Regions from separate parts of the Homo sapiens genome. Here all the other regions are linked to region 1. A link is a contact called in ENCODE Hi-C or POLR2A ChIA-PET data. All regions are on one chromosome and are shown on one strand. Each heading gives the region's core, a stretch centred on a gene start or an enhancer-like site at or near the end of the contact. The rest is flanking DNA. Distances are from core to core; before and after follow the strand shown. Region 1 overlaps SIPA1L1 (signal induced proliferation associated 1 like 1). Region 2 has its middle 75 kb from the start of SIPA1L1. Region 3 has its middle 200 kb from the start of SIPA1L1. Region 4 has its middle 76 kb from the start of RGS6. Region 5 has its middle 150 kb from the start of SIPA1L1.

Region 1 (3,514 bases), core at 431-2,930:
GATACGTTATTTCTGTTCAGCAAAGGTAGTTTAGAGATTTTTTTCTGTTTAAGATACAGTATTTTTTTTTCTGAACAAATTAATGTCTTGATATTGAACCTTGGTTTCACTGTGCTCAAACCTTCAAATGTTAATTTAAGGAAGTTTAGATTCCTCATTTCTTTTTAAACAGTATTACTGCTTTCTTTGCACACATGAAGCCATGATATTGAATTTAAAAGCAGATGACCTTAAAATCGTGCAACTTAAACACCACAGACTTAAAAATAAAAAATATAAAGATTTTTAAAGAAGAAAGTTAAAAAAATGTATCTGCTTTTCTGATGTAGGCTGGTGAGAAAAGATGTTCTTTTTCTGTTGCTTTCAGTCTTTAGCTCCCTGTCAGTTCTGCCCCACTGTGAAACCGAAGATGTTCTCAGCATTCTTGAGTAACACTTCCCACAGGTGACCTTCTGTATAAAGAGAGCTTGTTGTTGTTGTTGTTAACTTCTATATTGATAAGAAAAAGATAACAGTTCACAAATTACAACATCCTGTGATTTGATTCTTCATAAAATTTTTTGGTGAGGTTTTGGGAATTTCATTCTTGTTCCCCTGATCTGCTACACTTGGGCTACCACACTTTTTATAATATTTATTGCTATAAACATAGTTTGGGAGCATTTAGGTTGTTTATAGCTCCTTGCTATCCTAAATAATGCTGTGATGAACCCTTTTTTTGCACAGAATTTTGTCTTTTGAATTGTTTCCTTAAAAAATACTCAGGAATAAAATAACTGGGAAAAAAAGTATGTAAGCATTTTAAAGGCTCTCGATACATATTCCTAATTTAAAAAAAAAACAACAATTTCACTCTTCCAGTAGCTAATGAGCACATTTTATAAAAATTAATACCTCTTATTTTTCTTAAAGCATACTTAAGGGCCCTACGATTTTCAGATTGTAAATAAGCATTGGCTTCAACTTTAAGTCTCCAGCTGCATTAGCCCCTAATAAGAGAGTCAGACTGTTCTTTGAACCTTTGAAGCCAGGCATTGACTTCTCCTCTGTAGCTATGAAAGTCCTGGATGACATTTTCTTCTAAGAGAAGGCTGTTTCATCTATACTGAAAATCTGTTGTTTATTGTAGTCACCTTATCAATCATTTTAGCTAGATCTTCTGGATAACTTGCTGGTGAGCTTGCACTTTCATGTTATGGAGACAGCTTCCTTCCCGAAACCTGATGAACCAATGTCTGCTGGCTTCTAACTCTTCTTCTGAGTTTCTTCACCTCTCTCAGCCTTCATAGAATTGAAGAGAGTTAGGGCCTTGCTCTGGATTAGGCTTTGGTTTAAGAGAATGTTGTGGCTGATTTGATCTTCTTTCTCTCCAGAACACTAAAACTTTCCATCTCAGCAGTAAGGCTGTTTTGCTTTCTTATCATTTATGTGTTCACTGCAGTAGTACTTTTAATTTTCTTCAAAAACTTTTCCTTTGCATTCACAACTTGGCTAACTGGTACAATCCTAGCTTTCAGCCTCTCAACTTTCAAATGTCTTCCTCACTAAGCTTAATCATTTCTAGCTTTTGATTTAAAATGAGACACCTGTGACTCTTCCTTTCACTTTCAAGTTTCGCTTGAACTTAGAGGCCATTCTAATTTCAGTGTTGTGGTCTCAGAGACTAGAGAGCCCAAAGAGAGGGAGGCAGATGGGGAATGGCTGGTGGGTGGAGCAGTCAGAACTCAAACGACATTTGTTGATTGTTTGACATTTGTTGATTGATTGCCGTCTTCTGTGAGTGCAGTTTGTGGCATTCCCCAAAAGATTAGTAGTAACATCAAAGATCACAGATTAGAAATCACCAAAACAGATGTAATAATATGACAAAGTTTGACATATTGTGGGAATTACCAAAATGTGACACAGAGACAGGAAGTGAGCACATGCTGTTGGAAAAATAGCACTGACAGACTTGCTCAATGCAGGGTTGCCTCACACCTTCAATTTGTAAAAAAAACACCTGCAAAGTGCAATAAAGTGAAGTGCCATAAAATGAGGTGTGCCTGTATTGTATTTATTGAACAGAAACATTTTTCAAATGTTTAACCAATTTTTTCTTTTGTGAATTGCCTACTGTTTCAGAAAAACTCTCAAACCGTGTCTTTCCTCTGCTTTCATACCACCATGACAATCATCAACACAGAAAACACTTCTGTGACAAAAGCTGTGGGTTTTTTTCTCCACATGCCAAACAGCGTACACTGGCTGGATGTTCTCAATTCAGTTCCAACACTATCCACCCTAAGATAGTGTCAGATTCCACAGGTTGGGGGCTCAGTCCCCAAGACTGCCCCTTACATCTTTGGACATCATTGGTAAATCCAGGCCTCCAGACTTCTGACTGACCAACTTTAAGTTGGTGTTCCCACAACCCCATGTTTGGGTTTAATTAATTTGCTGGAGCAGCTTACAGAACTCAGGGAAACATGTTTACTGATTTATTTAAAAGGATATTACAAAGGATTCAGATGAAGCGTTGTGTAGGGCAAGGTATCAGGGAAGGAGCACGGAGCTTCCGTGCCCTCCTTTGGCGTGCCACCTTCCAAGAACTTCTACATGTTCACCTCTCCAGAAGCTCTTCAAACCTGGTCCTTTGGGTTTTTATACAAGGAGGTTTTATTACATGGCCTGGTTGACAACCGTGTAGAAATGTGATTGGACAAAAAGCACATTATCTAAATCCAGCAAGGCCTGTCTATTCAGACTTTTCTTGGCCTTTCTGTGTAGCTTTCCTTCCCGTAGGATATGGAGCAGGACTCTCTGGAATGAGTGTCTTTTGATCCACAATCAGATTAGAGCCCTGCCTTGGGCAGGTGAAAGGACAGGAGGTCAGAGAGAGAGAGATTCTGTTTCCTGAGGCCTAAAGTACCCCAGCATTATAACAAGGACTGTGGGAGTTAGGAGCTAGGAACTGTGGACAAAAACCAATATAGCTATCATAACACCATACCCATTAATACTTCTTTTCCCATTTTTCTTTTGGAATCTTAGTATTTTATCTTCCTTCACAAATCTTTGCATATATTCAGTGTATTCAGTCTGCGTTGTATTTATGGTATTTTTTAAACTAGTATTTGGTTTGCCTTTTAATGTACAGATGTTTAAAAGTTTCATGTACCCAAATCTGTCAATGTTTTCTTTTGTGATTTCTTTCATTAGTTTTGCTCATGGAAAATGTTTCCCCATTAGATATCACATTTTTTCCCTGATATTTTATTAATTTCAAACTAAGTCCTTACCACCCATTAATTTCATAAGAAAAGAAATCCACTATTTGAGAATTAGGAGCACTTTGCTGCTGATCATGGTTACTACAGGTTGTATTTTTGTAGTTCTCTGCACAAAGGGGCCACTTGCACTAATTGTTAACTTTTGGCTTTGATGTGGTACTTGAGATGTGAGTGCCTGTTTAATTCTGTGTTAATCTGTGGTTCTGTTACATTTGGATCGTTGCGAAAGTACCTTATTGAAT
Region 2 (3,666 bases), core at 694-3,193, 310 kb before region 1:
TTTAGCATTGGTGTAATTCTATTTGGTTTTATGCCACAGGAAGTTCAAGCCTGATTCAATTCAGGAGTTTCATAAAATGAGTTTTTAGAAGGAAAAGACAATGCATTGCACATGTTATACCACTGTACTTTGCATTGTTATCCAATCAGGTGTGTTAAGGTTGACTTTTGCTTCAGTCCAAGAATCTGTTAGCAATCCATAAAGTGGAATATTTTACTCTCTTATTTGGAAGCACGGAATTTAAGAGCTGGAAGGTAGGCAGACATCTCTTACTAAAACAAGGGCAGGGAGACTTTTTGTACATTTTTGCATACCTCTCAGCTCCTAATGTAGTTCTCATATAAATACCAAAATACCTAAAATATCTAATACCAAACAGAAGGAGGCCTGGTTTCTAAGCCTGGGGATGAGAAGGTGGTCAGCAGCATAAAACAGAGTTGCGTCGTTTGAGAGTGTGTCTCTTTGCATCAAAAATATCCAGAGCAAGATTTAAATTTCTGTCTGTCAGCGAAGGGGCAGAGACAACTGTGCAGAACTCCGCAGAGGAAGAAACTCTTCCTAGGTAACAGCTGCTGCTGGCTTTTTTCATAAAGTGCACACGCAAGAGGAGCAACCCTCTTGGGAAGCAGAGTTGATGACAACTCAGCACTTAAGGGAGGGAACTTAGAGCCAGTGCAGACAGACTACAGAGTCCCAGCAACTGGATAAAACCTCTGGACTGAGCAAGCAGATGTGCTAGCAGTAGAGCCCAGAAGAGAAACCCTAACAAAAAAGGATTAGAAGCAAAGATACTGAGATGACCCAGAAGGGAATCAAGGGGATAACATGGAGGTAGGAAATGGGAGGGAAAATCCTAGGGACATTACCGAAATCATGGGAAGGCAGTAGAATCTTCAGTCCCTGGATCTTAACCAATGGGAAGTTAAAGCCAACATAGAAAAGGCAGGACTCAAAGTCAAACCCAAGGAAGAGAGAGAGTTGAATACTGGGTAATGAAGAAAACGTTTAAAGCTGGGAGAATTGAGAATAGAGAACACTAAAGGCAGCAAATTCAGATGACAGTGATTCCTAAATTTCTAGAGTGTTTATTATGTGATACTTGACCATACCTGGCTGGGGTGACCGTTTAAAGGAAATACATAGTAGTTTGGAAAAGACAACAAAATAAGAAGATCCAAAAATGATCAGGACAGAACTATCTCCATTAGACAATGTCCTTGGATATTAGAAATGAATATAAGAACCACAGTCTGAAGACCCAGCAGAAAAGAGTTTGAACCATAGGAGTTTGAATACATTATCCATACATTGTAGGAACATTTACTATTCATAAAACCAGAAGTTAGGTGAGAGAGGGCAGTTCCAGGGTTATTTAAATAAGGGGCCAATGCCAACAACAAGGACCCGGATTCCTCGCGTCTATCCCCTTTCCTATCCATAGAGTGGTGTCCTCTTAGGATGGCTTTCCTCATGGCTTCTGTGGGAAACAGAGAAATCCCTTCACTTGCGTAACTTCTTAAAAGCAAGGAATCCCTTCCCAGAGAGCCTCTTGCAAGTTTCCCTTACATCTTTTCAGCCAGAAGTGCCTTTCTCTCCCATGCAAAGCAGTCCCTTGGAAAGGGAAACGAGGTCAACAGGCTATAAGGGACTGATAAAGGTCCCTTCTGGGTGGGTTCTTCCGCCAAAGCACACAGCCATTCAGATGGGGGTGAATAGAATCAGGATTCACCTTGCAAAGGAGAAGGAATGAGGACCCAACTGCACAAGGAATTGCTCTGGTTAATGGCGACTGGATGTGGGTGGGAAGCATCCCGGAGCCAGGGTGGTCTCAACCTCCCCTTTGGCTCTCTGCCCTCCTTCTGTTGGGGAGCACTAACTGAGGTCAAGAGAAGTGAGGTAACATACCCACCTGTTGTCTCAGACAGCAAGAGACAGCCCTCAAACCTCACCACCCTCATTCAGTTCAATGCACTTTCCACCACAGCATCCTGTTTTCTCCTGGTAACATTTTAAATCGCCTTTGTTGAGGCTCAATGCGGGGCAGACATTTTGCCATGATATTAGAAGACGTATCCACCATGGCCATAATGAGGTGCAGCCACTTTGGTGGAAACAGCAGGGAGTTCAGAATCAACTCTGGTTTGACTGTTGACTCCCTTTTCTAGCTGAGGAGCATGGGGCAGCTACTTGCTTTCTCTAGGCCCAGCTCTGCCACCCTTCCTTTGGCATGTGAGTTCATTCAAAGGAGGCAGTGCTGTGAGGGATGCTGATATGGTTTGGTTCTGTGTCCCCGCCCAAATCTCATATTGAATGGTAATTCCCAGTGTTGGAGGAGGGGCCTGGTGGGAGGTGACTAGATCATGGACGGATTTCCCCCTTGCTGTTCTCGTGATAGTGAGTGAGTTCTCAGGAGACCTGGTTGTTTAAAAGTGTGTAGCTCCTCCCCATTCACACTCTTCTTCCTGCTCCAGCCCTGTAAGATGTGCCTGCTTCCCTTTCACCTTCCACCAGGATCGTGAGTTTCCTGAGGCCTCCCCAGCCATGCTTCCTGTACAGCCTGCAGAACCATGAGCCAATTAAACCCCTTTTCTTTATAAGTTACCCAGTCTCAGGTATTTCTTTATAGCAGTGCACGAATGGACTAATACAGATATCATGGCAATAAATGGGGCATTCTGTAAGCCCATGAAAAATGGTTCTGGCCTAGGGGCTATAGACATGGAGATGTGGAAAACAAATACCCCTATTTTTCTGTCCTGTCATTCTCTGACCTCCATTACTGTCTCCCATCCTTGGCCAAACCCAACAGGAAGCTGAAGAGAAAGATAAGGGCAGGAAGTGGGTGAGGGGAGGGTTAGTATGGGCAAAAGAAAATAAGCAAAAGAGTTGTTGTGTGTGCCTGGTATATACTAGATGTATGACTATACATGGATATTATTTTTGTTGTTTTTTATTTGTTTTGTTTTTTAAATAGAGATGGGGTCTCACTATGTTGCCCAGGCTGGTCTCAAACTCCTGGGCTCAAGTGATTCTCCTGCCTTGGCCTCCCAAAATGCTGGGATTACAGGAGGGAGCCACCATGCCAGGCCTTTTTGTTGTTTTCTTTTTATTTTTAGAATCCTGAAGTCAAGTTCTGGAAAAAAGAAAAGTGAAAGTTCACAGAGATAAGAAACAAGGTTGGCACACTAGACTATGTATTGGGGACCACGGCTCCCAGTCCTCCTGCAACTCGGCTGTCTCCCTGTCCTGCCTGTGTCAGTGCCTCATGGGCCCCAGTCTCTTCATTCCCAATGAGTCTCTCCACTCTAACTAAACTGGCCTGTCAGGGCAAGTCTGATAGGAGCTGTGGTAATGACAGCATAGAAGACTATGTGTCTCCTGCTATGATGACAGCATCCTTAGAGCGTGGCTCTTCAGTCATTTTTCCTGATGTGATGGTGATTCCAGCTGACCAGTCACTATAGCCATGCCCTCTTCCCTGTACTCATCAATGACCAGCAAGAGCTCAGGACACCATTCCACTCTAAATACAAGAGCCAAACTTCTGCAGTCCATACGAGCATCTCCTAGCTCAGAGATGAGTCAGTGTGCAGGAAGAGTAAATGAGTTACAGATAGGATCTAAATGTGGACCCCTCTCCCATCTCTCATATCTCTCATTCCTACT
Region 3 (3,703 bases), core at 353-2,852, 440 kb before region 1:
CATCTTAAAGCAAATATTCTTGACCTGTCTTTATCATATAAAGTCAACATTCCAGGATAGCACTGAACTTAACCAGATACCCAGTAGTGCCTCTGTGTGTTTGTAATACAGTTGACCCTTGAACGACGCAGGGATTAGGGGTGCCAACGCCCGGCACAGTTGAAAATCTGCATATAACTTTTGATTACCCCGAGTCAACTCCTGTGAACAAAGGCTATCTTGAATTTGGAGGAAAGAGACTATTTCAGTGAGATACAGAAATAAATACAGAGACTTTATTTTTGTGAGATACAGAGATTTGGCTTGGCAGTTATTTTCTTTCTGCAGTTCAAAGGAATCATTCCACTGTCTTCTACCTTTCATGATTTTTTTAGTCTTGTTGCTCTTTTAAGGGCAATGTATTTTTAATCCTCCAATTATTTTTGTCTTTGATTTTTAAAGCTTTCCATATAGTGCCTGTGTGTAGTTTTCTTTGTATTTATCTTGCCAAAGTGTTTTTTATTATCACTGAATCTTGGCCATTATCTCTTCAAATATTCCTTCTGCCATATTATTTTTCTCTCCTCCTCTCACACCACAATTATACACATATTTTACCATGTCCTTTATCTCATGTTCTTTTCTGAATTTCCTATCTTTGGTCTCTCCATATTTAGTTTAAATATTTTATTCTACATATCTTCCAGTTGTTATTTTTCTTTCATCATCTGTATCTAATATTCTGCTAAACTGATCTATTGAGTTATTAATTTTAATTTGTATATTTTTCAGTTCCAGAATTTGCATTTGATCCTCTAATATATTTCCAGTTACCTGCTGATGTTCTTGCTCACTATTTAATTTATTAAACATATTAACTACAGTTAAAGCTCATATATGATAATTCCAACATCTGGGTCTCCTGTGATTCTGTTTCTGTTGTTTTTTTTTTCCCCCTCTTGTTTCTCTGTTTTGTCTTTTGTCTGTGTATTTCTGATTGAATACCAGACACTGGTATTCATTCAGAATACATTCTGATTGAATGCCAGACACAGTATATGAAAATCTGTACATAATTGAGGCTGTAGATGTTATAATCTTCCTCAAGATGATCTACTTTTACTTTTGGCAAACAAGGTAGGAAATAAGGGAATGAGCTGTTTGGAAGATGATCTTCAGCCTTCTGAGAACTGATCTGTTTCTCTTTTACTACTAGGGTGTAGCCCTTTAGATATACAAACTTAAAGACTGGGTTTCATCTTTGGCGGGCCCTGAATTGTAATTACAAACACCCCAGCCTTGTGAAAGTCCAAAATCACTGCTCAGTTTCTCAGCCACTGCTTTCAAATTGGCAGATGTGGCACTGAAACCATCCCCAAGAAAACTTTATAAAATTGATTAAGGGAGAAAATAAAATTCAACTAGGTTTGCAGTACAATGAGCAGTAATCATTAAGCCAGCTTGCCCTTTGGCCTACTTCCCTGTAGCTGGCCGCTGCTTACTACCCCAGGAAAATGTAGGCCTTGTCACAAGACTTTGTTCTATAGCTAAAATCTAAGAGTTTCTCCTTTAGGTTTTGCATATCAACGAAACTACTGACACCGGCTGGCTGAAGGGCCCCGTAAGAAGCTGACTCATGGAAGAATAGTTTCCATATCCTATGATTTCATCTCTTTACCAGGACCAATCAACAACCCCAATTTTCCAGCCTGTTGTCCTCCACCATCCCCTTAAAGACACGCCCAGAACCCCTCGAGGGAACAGATTCATGGCTTGAGAATTCCCCTCCATTTTCTCATCCAGCAGCCTTGGATTATTAAATTCCAATGTTGCTGCAGTTCCCGTTGTCAGTGTAGTATTGATCTGTTGTCGCCCAGCGGGCATACAAACCTGGCAGTCCTGTTACAACACCAAATACCAGTCTTCCCTCTCTGGGCTTCCTTCTCTCTGGGGTCTTGGCCCCTAAAGTCGTAGTTACTGCGGTAGCACTCCAACACCTTCAAGTATATTTTTATGCTTTGTACAGCTTTCCTCATTATTTTTGATTGAAGGGTTGATCTGAAACAAGCTAACCTCTTGTCAAGTCTTTTCTTAATGTCAGTTGGCATCCTCACCCATCTATTACAACATCTAATTACTTAAACTTTGACTTGCCTTTGCCTTGACTTTACTGGCTATATTCTTTCATTTCAGATTCAGCCATGCCTTAGTTGCTAGCTAGCCTACTGATTGTACCCAGCCACTATTGGAGGGTTAGAGTAGTGAGAGGAGTGCACAGGGTTTTGTGGTACAAACCAATCCACTTGAATAATGGGAGCTGAGGGAAAACAAGATCAGTGGCCTCCAAAGTGGGTGTGGGCATGGCAGCTATCTGAAATCTGTGTCCCACCCAGTCCAAAATGTATCATAGAGGTAGGCCAGACACCTCAGGTAAAGCAGAGATGTCTAGACCAGTGACACATACGCAGGATCTGACCAACATTTTGTACTCTTGCAGGCTCTGGTTAGATGACAGAGTCACATTACTCATGATTTCAAGATCAGTGTTTTTTGTTACAGCACAGTGAGTTTTTTCCTGTTCACTTTTCTAGGCAGTGATTTTCCTGGCCTAAGGTCTTTTTTTTTTTTTTTTGAGATGGAGTCTTGCTTTGTTGCCCAGGCTGAAGTGCAGTGCACAATCTCGGCTCACTGCAACCTCTGCCCCCCAGGCTCAAGCAATTCTCCTGCCTCAGCCTCCTGAGTAGCTGGGATTACAGGCATGTGCCACTACGCTTGGCAAATTTTTTTGTATTTTTAGTAGAGAGGGGTTTCACCATGTTAGCCAGGATGGTCTCGATCTCCTGACCTTGTGATCTGCCTGCCTTGGCCTCCCAAAGTGCTGGGATTACAGGCGTGAGCCACCGTGCCCGGCCTGGCCTAAGGTCTTATTAACTCTCCTCCATTTCAGACATGACCCCCTGTGGAGTTATAGCTGCAACAATAGCAGAGACAGGATTTAGCCAATGCAGGGTGCTTTTCCAGCCCTAGCTTAACCTTTCCATTCATTCTAAATGAAATAAAATCTCCACAGGTAACCCAAGGACTGAAATAGGCTTCAGGTAAGAAGTGAGTGAACTTTGTATTTTTCCTGAGCTTGGTGGAATGAGTGTTTGGAAAAGTTAAATGGTTTAACTACTGAAAACCACCCAGGCCACAGGCATATGATTCATTTTGTGTGACCTTAGACTTTTTCTTGGAAGATTTGGGGCCAGAAAATAGGAAGCCAAAAATAGCTTCATTGGGATCAAATATTTTTCTTTCTGGAAACCAGAAAACTATTCAGTTCTGTAAGTTCCAACAAGTTCCTCATTAACATCACTATTTCTCTACCTATATTAAGTCACCCCCTTGAAATTCGGGTCACAAAGGCAACCTACAGGTAATGTGGGTCATGGATGAGAGGGCCAATGAAAAAAATGATGGCAGCCGGACACAGTGGCTCACGTCTGTAATCCCAGCACTTTGGGAGGCCAAGGCGGGCAGATCACTAGATGTCGGGAGTTCGACACCAGCCTGACCAACATGGTGAAACCCAATCTCTACTAAAAATACAAAAATTAGCCAGGCATGGTGGCACAGGCCTGTAATCCCAGCTACTTCGAAGGCTGAGGCAGGAAAATCACTTGAACCTGGGAGGCAGAGGTTGCAGTGAGCTGAGATTGTGCCATTGCACACCAGCCTGGGT
Region 4 (3,535 bases), core at 862-3,361, 300 kb after region 1:
GTACTGCAATGGACCCGAGAAGAATGCGCACCTTTGTGCTCCTGGTTTGGAATCAAGTATATGCAGTAGTGGCCTTCGATGGTGAGGATTACAGATTTTTTTCATGAGGAACACATATTATATCTCTGAAAGAATCAGTAATAAGGAAATTAGGACAATAAGGAGCAGATCATTTTGGACCCACTATTTACCAGCTCTGTAGCCTTGAGAAAGTTACGAGGTCTCTTGAGGTCTCATTTCATCATCTGTAAAATTATTTAACCTACTCGATTGGGTTGCTGTGACAAATTTAATGAGATAACATGTATAGTCTTGATCTCATCGCAAGCTATAAGAAGTGATACACAAATGTCAGTTGCATTTTTCCTGAGCTGGACTTCCTAGTATTCTCTCCTATTTCATAGGTGGCTTTTTAAGCTTATCTTACCTCTGAGCTTCACATTTGTTTGGTGCTGAATTAGAATTTCCATGTGGTGGTCCCTGAATTTTACTGCTCCCCCAGCACCCTGTCTTTTTCTCTCATGCTGAAAGTAGCCTTTTAACATTTGCCTTTTAACCTGGGTCTTCCTTCTTTTTGCCTGGAATGGTTGTTTTTTTGTTTGTTTGTTTTTGAGATGGAGTCCCACTGCAAACTCTGCCTCCCGAGTTCAAGTGATTTTCCCTCCTCAGACTCCTGAGTAGTTGGGATTACAGACGCCCACCACCAGGCCCAGCTAATTTTTGAATTTTTAGTAGAGATAGGATTTCACCATGTTGACCAGGCTGATCTTGAACTCCTGATCTCAAGTGATCTGCCCGCCTTGGTCTCCCAAAGTGCTGAGACTACAGGCATGAGCCACTACACCCAGCCTTCTGCCTGGGATGTGGATGTGATTCCCAGAAGTGCAGCTGCCATCTTGCCACCATGAGGTAACCTAAGGGTGTCAGAGCAGAAGGATAAAAGGAGCTTACGTCCTTCATGGCAGTGTGGGACTATACTAGAGCTTGACTACTCACCAAATCTCACCTTGAAAGAACACACACTTTAAAATTTAAAACTCCAATTGTCTCTAAAATAAGAAAGAAAGAAAGAAAATAGGTTCAGGTGAGGAAGTATGGCAGAATGTTGATAATGATGAATCTGGGGAATGGACATATTGGTTCACTATACTTTTCTCTTTAATTCTGTGTGTGTGTGTTTGAAATTTTTCATGACAAAAATTTAAAAGAAAATTGAACTTCACCAAATTTCTTATCTTGATTATTATGTGAAGCTCCAGGTTCTAATCAAGCTCTTCCAAGGGCAGAGGACAATGATTTTCCTGTTGGCCAACTTTTCATTGGCTGCATCCCAATACCCCAGGCTTGCCTCAATATTCCTGCTGTGCTGCTGCCCCCTGCTGGCCTCTGCCATTTTGTGTGCCTGAAGATAAGCTTCCCCCCATGTCAGAGGGCTGTGAGCTCCCTCCACTGAAGAAGGTTTTTAAAGATTAGACTCTTGATTTTAGATGATGTTTAATAAATGAATGTCCCTTCTATTCCCAAATTCTTAATGCCTGATTTTTAAAAAGCATGATGGGCATGTGGGGAGATACAAGAGACACAGAAGCCTCTGCCTTTGCGGTTCATTTTGTAGGAATGAGGATTCATAAAATGTACCACCCCCCATTCTGTCTCAACTGATGCCCCATCCCTCCTTCCATTTTCATCCTTCCAATTTCTTCATTCTCTGTTTGATGGACATGTTATAGGAAATATGTTTCAGAAATACCATCTTTTTAGTTTTTATTTAATCTTAGATTTCCTGAGTGTGATGCTGGAGAAATATTTGTAAACAAAATACCTACTTCAGATGGACCAGAAGAGAGAAAGGACTGGTACAGGTTGCTGAAGACAACCTTGACTGTGTTTTTAAGGTGTGCCCACGTCTGCTAACCCCAGGGAACTATTGAACACAACATATTTGACTGGTTTGCTGATTTCCAGAACAGCCAATAGTAGTGTAACTGAGCAGAGAAACAATGCTGTTAGAAGGGGCACGGTGAGAGTGAGATCGGCCCTTCGGTTTGCGTGGGAGCTGGGTGAAGCTGGTGACTGCTGGCTTTCCCCCGCTTCCCTGACAACCTGCATGACTCAGCAGAGGCAGCCATAATCCTGCTAGGTACACTACTCTATTGACCTTGCAACATCACCCCCATACCCCACAGCAGCCACAGCAAGACCTGCCCAAGGAGAGTCTGATCTCAGACATGCTTAGCCCTGCCCCGACCTGATGGGCCTTTCCTATGCACCCTGGTAGCTGAAGACAAAGGGCATATACTCTTGGGAGTTTTAAGGCCCCGCCCACTGCCATTTTCTCTCAATACTACCACAGCTGATGCTTTCTGGAAAGCACCACCTCCTGGCAGTAGGCCAACCAGCACAAAAATAGAACATTAAACCACCAAAGCTGACAACCTCGTAGAGTCCATTTCACCCCCTGCCACCTCCATGGGAACAGGTACTGGTATCCACACTGAGAGACCCATAGATGATTCACATCACAGGACTATGTGCAGACAATCCCCAGTACCAGCCCAGAGCCGGGTAGACTTGCTAAGTGGCTAGACCCAGAAGAGAGATAACAATCACTGCAGCTTGGCTCACAGGAAGCCACATGCATAGGAAAAGAGGAAGAGTACTACATCAAGGCAACACCCCATGGGACAAAAGAATCTGAACAACAGCCCTCAGCCCTAAACCTTCTCTCTGACAGAGCCTACCCAAATAAGAAGGAACCAGAAAACCAACTCTGGTAATATGACAAAACAAGGCTCTTTAACACCCCCCAAAAATCACTCTTGCTCACCAGCAGTGGATCCAAACCAAGAAGAAGAAATCCCTGATTTACCTGAAAAACAATTCAGGAGGTTACTTATCAAGCAATCAGGGACGCACCAGAGAAAGGCAAAGCCCAATGCAAGGAAATACAAAAAACGATGCAAGAAGTGAAGGGAGAAATATTCAAGGAAATAGATAGCATAAAGAAAATCAACCAAAACTTCAGGAAATATTGGACACACCTATAGAAATCCAAAATGCTCTGGAAAGTCTCAGCAATGGAATTGAATAAGTAGAAAAAGAAATTCAGAGCTCGAAGACAAGGTCTTGGAATTAACCCAATCCAACAAAGACAAAGAAAAACAATAAGAAAATAAGAACAAAGCCTCCAAGAAGTCTGGGATTATGTTAAGGGAACAAACCTAAGAATAATCAGTGTTCCAGAGGAAGAAGAGAAATCTAAAAGTTTTGAAAACATATTTGGGGGAGTAATCGAGGAAAACTTCCCTGGCCTTGCTAGAGACCTAGACATGCAAATAAAAGAAGCACAAAGAACAGCTGGGAAATTCATCGCAAAACGATCATCATCTAGGCATATTGTCATCAGGTTATCTAAAGTTAAGACAAAGAAAATAATTTTAAGAGCTGTGAGACAAAAACACTCAGGTAACCTATAAAGGAAACCTATCAGATTAACAGCAGATTTCCCAGCAGAAACCCTGCAAAGCTAGAAGGG
Region 5 (3,527 bases), core at 405-2,904, 390 kb before region 1:
CACACAGCAGATGCTAACGGGCACGGTGCACTGCACATCTCTTTCCTTATCAAAGGCACATACGGACCCTCCATTCTTCAGACATGCGCTCAACATCCCCCTTCTACATTTCCTCCCACATAGACTGTGATCTCTCTCTCCGCTCATCTCCACCCACTATGATCCTACCCACACTTTCAGACACAGCTCTGATGCCACCCTCTCCAAGGGAGTTTCTTCTCCCTACTGGCATGTGTCTCCCTATTCCTAAGCAGTTTTTCTCTGTATTGGGGCCTCCTTTTTACCCTGCCATGGCCCACGGGTATTTACACTTCACATTGCCCAGGGTAGTGGGCTCCCAAAGACAAGAACCTGGTCTTCATCACCTCTGTCTGTGTCCAAGGCACCTAGTGATGCTAAGCACATGTTCTCTGGCTCAGGCAATGGCAAAGTGAGCTCAGGGGTGGCTTTTTCTGCCTTCAGCAGCAAATTCTGTCTTGTTTGCTGTTGGCAGCACTTCAGGGCCCATCACCTGCAGGAGTCAGACCTCAAAGGTGCTGAGCAGGGGACATATGGCGCTTGTCCTCTCCCGACTAAGGGAGTCCTTGGTGAATGGCTGATCTCAGCTGGAGCATGTCCCTTTCTGCTTAATCAGCTGTTCCTTACATTCTCTGCTGGTGGGAGGCGGGGTGGGGGGTGAGAGGGGGGTGGTAAGTGAGGCAGCTGCTGCCTTTGCTATGGCTATGATTCTGACCTGCAGCCACTGCAGGATCTGGAGCCGGGACCTGATGTCGAGGCCTAGAGTCCCTCAGTGCACACCCAGAGAGCCCAGTGGGTCGCATGAGCTTCTGCTGGGAAAAGGCCTGGCCTTTCCTGTGCAGGTGGATGCTCCAGGAGAAGGAGCAGAAGCTTCATAGCGGCAGAGAAACTCTAGATGCAAGCTGCTCAACTTGTGGTCCACGAACCACCAGCAAGGACACCAACACATGAAGCTTATTAGACACACAGAATCCAGGGTGTCATCCCAACCTCCGGAATCAGAACCTGCATTTTAGGGAGAGCTTCTAAGTCATGCGTATGCACATTAAAGTGTTAGAATCACTGGTCAGTTAATAGCCAGGCTCATTTGTAAGTGTCCAGCCCTACTGCTGCAAACCAGTATATGAATTTGCAACAGCTACAATTAAGCACATCGTTAATTCAACCTGGAATGCTCTAAGGCAATATAGCTGAGAGTTGGATGGTGTTTGATTGTTTTATAGCAAGAGACCAGAAATGCTCAAATGCTGCCTTATTTTTCACACACACAAAGTGACAAGTACAGAGTAGGAATGAATATACCATTTTATTAATAGCTGAGCCAGAACCCAGTAACCTCTTTGCAGAATGGTGGTAAAAGCTGGGTGGGCGTCCACAAGCCATACAGCCTCATCCTACACCTGAATCTCAGTCTCAGGCTGCATGGAAAAAGGAACCTGAGGGCAGAGCTCCCTGCCAGGGCTTGCCCTTGGGCTGACTCTCAGTCACCCTCCCTCACAGGCACAGCGATAGTGGGGAGAGACAGGCAGGAATGTGGGACTGAGCATGCGATGATCCTGCTCACCAGTAAAGGGAGAAGATGAATGTCTGGAAACTCTGACCAATCTGATAAGCAATGCCTTCTCCCTCAGGGCCACCAGGAAGGCCCAGCCAGAGGCAGCCCCGGCACAGCTGCAACAGGGAGGGTGTGGCAGTAGAAATCGGCTTCATAGGTCTTTCATGGCCGCAGCCCCTGTGCTGGCTGAATGCTGAGTCCTCAGTGGACATCTTGTCCTTATCTACTCACGTGTCCCTAAACACTTGCTTTTGAGATACTTTCCTTTTTTTAAATTGCTTTATTGAGGGAAATGTACATACTATAAAATTCACCCATTTTAAGTGCACAGTTTAGTGACTGTATCTATGATTGCTGATACAGTTTATTGTCAGGGTTGTGCAACATCCCCACCACCTAATTTCAGAACATTCCCATTACTCCAGGAAGGAACCGCATGCCCACTTCCTGTCACTGCCCCCTGAACCCCAACTCCCGGCAACTACAGATCCACTTTCTGTGTCTCTAGGCTGGACTTTCCTGAGTGTCCAGACGCTTTGGCGTTCAGGAACTTTCCTTATCTCGATTTCCTTATCCCTCTCATCTGCCGGTGTTTTCTCCTGTCAGGGGAAGGAGTGATTTAGAAATGCCGGGAAGTAGCACAGTGCCTGGCACATGGTAGTCACGCAATACATACTTTAGACTGATAAAAACCCGGGCTGCCATTTTAAGAGTATTTGCGTCTTGTAAGGGTGGAAAGGGGTGATCTCAAATGAATGAGCCCTTTAATGGGAGTATTTCAGACCCCGTAGCTCTCACAAACCCACACCACTGGGAAGAGTTTCCCCTGCCATGGGTGAGACTGGCATGCTCCTTGACTCTGAGGATGTCATGTCTTTTAGAACAAGGTGCTCCCTGTCCACAAAGTCTTCAGATTCAGAACCATTTCACCCCCAATCCCTGACTCCTTGCTTATCAGCACCTGCCCTGCCCTTTGACTCCCGGGGTCAACAGAGTCTCTCTCGCACTCTACAGGTTCCCACTTCTCCAGGATTTTGAGTCTGAGTTCCTGCCCATTTTCCCCAGCCTGCCAGGCCCTCTGATGTGGAATTTTATTGTGCAGATTGCCTGGCAAATCTTCCAGCCCTTTTCCAGGAACCCTCCTTCTTTTGGGCAGCACTTACCTTCCTGCAACAGTTATTAAGTAACTGTCTTTCTGCTTCAAATTAACCTGCTCTATCCTGCTCTGGGAGGTGGAGGCTGGAACTTCATGAGCAAATTTCTGCTTTCCCAGCTGCAAAGCTTTTCCTGCTGAGGCTCTGCACATAGGGGGCATTAGAGAGACGCAGAAAGGCAAGAGAAGGTGAAGGAATTTGCTGCTGCTTAGGGTTTTCTGTCTACTTGTGTTCTGAATTTTATTTTAAGCTCTATTGAGGTATAATTTACATACTGTAAATTCACTCCTTCTAAGCTTCTTAGTGTACCATTTAATAATGTTAGTATACTGACAGAGCTGTGCAACCATAGCTACAATCAGATCTTACACTATTTTCATCACTCCCTAAAGTAACTCTGTGCCAGCCTCATCCCCACCCTAGGTGACCATTAATCTACTTTCTGTCTCTGCAGTTTTGATTTTTCTGGACACTTCATTTAAATGGAAGCATACACTTCACTTGGTGTCCTGTTGCATATGACTTCTTTTACTTAGTGTGATATTTGTGAGGTCTATCTGTGTACTAGTATCAGTATTCTGTTCCTTTTTTTTTTTTAGATAGGGTCTCACTCTCTCACCCAGGCTGGAGTGCAGTGGCACCATCTCGGCTCACCGCAAGCTCTGCCTCCCAGGCTCAAGTGATTCTCCTGGCTCAGCCTCCCAAGTAGCTGGGATCACAGGCGCGTACCACTACTGCTGGGTTAATTTTGCATTTTTAGTAGAGATGTGGTTTCACCATGTTAGCCAGGCTGGTCTCGA

The links. Hi-C counts contacts between places; a loop is a spot of excess contacts on that map. ChIA-PET counts read pairs that join two places held with the same protein, here RNA polymerase II (POLR2A). Pooled maps may share reads with other maps.
Region 2: a loop to region 1 is called in a pooled map, with 2.0 times the contacts of the local background. The contact joins two enhancer-like sites. A Hi-C loop is called at or near these places in 2 of 50 pooled maps. POLR2A ChIA-PET finds 5 or more read pairs at or near these places in 2 of 52 experiments (WTC11 and activated naive CD4-positive, alpha-beta T cell).
Region 3: a map with no recorded cell type shows a loop between it and region 1 (5-fold over the local background). The contact joins two enhancer-like sites. A Hi-C loop is called at or near these places in 1 of 37 single-sample maps with no recorded cell type and 2 of 50 pooled maps. POLR2A ChIA-PET finds 5 or more read pairs at or near these places in 1 of 52 experiments (PC-9).
Region 4: a loop to region 1 is called in a map of IMR-90, with 7 times the contacts of the local background. The contact joins two enhancer-like sites. A Hi-C loop is called at or near these places in 1 of 168 maps with a recorded cell type or tissue (IMR-90), 1 of 37 single-sample maps with no recorded cell type and 3 of 50 pooled maps.
Region 5: a loop to region 1 is called in a pooled map, with 2.5 times the contacts of the local background. The contact joins two enhancer-like sites. A Hi-C loop is called at or near these places in 1 of 37 single-sample maps with no recorded cell type and 5 of 50 pooled maps. POLR2A ChIA-PET finds 5 or more read pairs at or near these places in 1 of 52 experiments (AG04449).

The regions. Positions count from the first base shown.
Region 1 is chr14:71,554,116-71,557,629 of GRCh38, forward strand. The region is part of intron 4 of SIPA1L1 (signal induced proliferation associated 1 like 1); the gene reads left to right. Among named protein-coding and RNA genes, the nearest start is that of SNORD56B, 160 kb to the left of the region's middle. RefSeq lists enhancers at 1,058-1,117, 1,278-1,337, 1,448-1,507 and a silencer at 1,928-2,027. Within about 2 kb of position 1,681, at least 9 of the 41 ENCODE cell types and tissues checked have a DNase peak (open chromatin) inside an H3K27ac peak, as active enhancers do.
Region 2 is chr14:71,243,913-71,247,578 of GRCh38, forward strand. No RefSeq gene overlaps it. Among named protein-coding and RNA genes, the nearest start is that of SIPA1L1, 75 kb to the right of the region's middle. Within about 2 kb of position 1,944, at least 2 of the 41 ENCODE cell types and tissues checked have a DNase peak (open chromatin) inside an H3K27ac peak, as active enhancers do.
Region 3 is chr14:71,116,834-71,120,536 of GRCh38, forward strand. No RefSeq gene overlaps it. Among named protein-coding and RNA genes, the nearest start is that of SIPA1L1, 200 kb to the right of the region's middle. RefSeq lists a silencer at 1-193. Within about 2 kb of position 1,603, at least 10 of the 41 ENCODE cell types and tissues checked have a DNase peak (open chromatin) inside an H3K27ac peak, as active enhancers do.
Region 4 is chr14:71,854,225-71,857,759 of GRCh38, forward strand. No RefSeq gene overlaps it. Among named protein-coding and RNA genes, the nearest start is that of RGS6, 76 kb to the right of the region's middle. RefSeq lists an enhancer at 2,038-2,107. Within about 2 kb of position 2,112, at least 2 of the 41 ENCODE cell types and tissues checked have a DNase peak (open chromatin) inside an H3K27ac peak, as active enhancers do.
Region 5 is chr14:71,163,782-71,167,308 of GRCh38, forward strand. No RefSeq gene overlaps it. Among named protein-coding and RNA genes, the nearest start is that of SIPA1L1, 150 kb to the right of the region's middle. Within about 2 kb of position 1,655, at least 5 of the 41 ENCODE cell types and tissues checked have a DNase peak (open chromatin) inside an H3K27ac peak, as active enhancers do.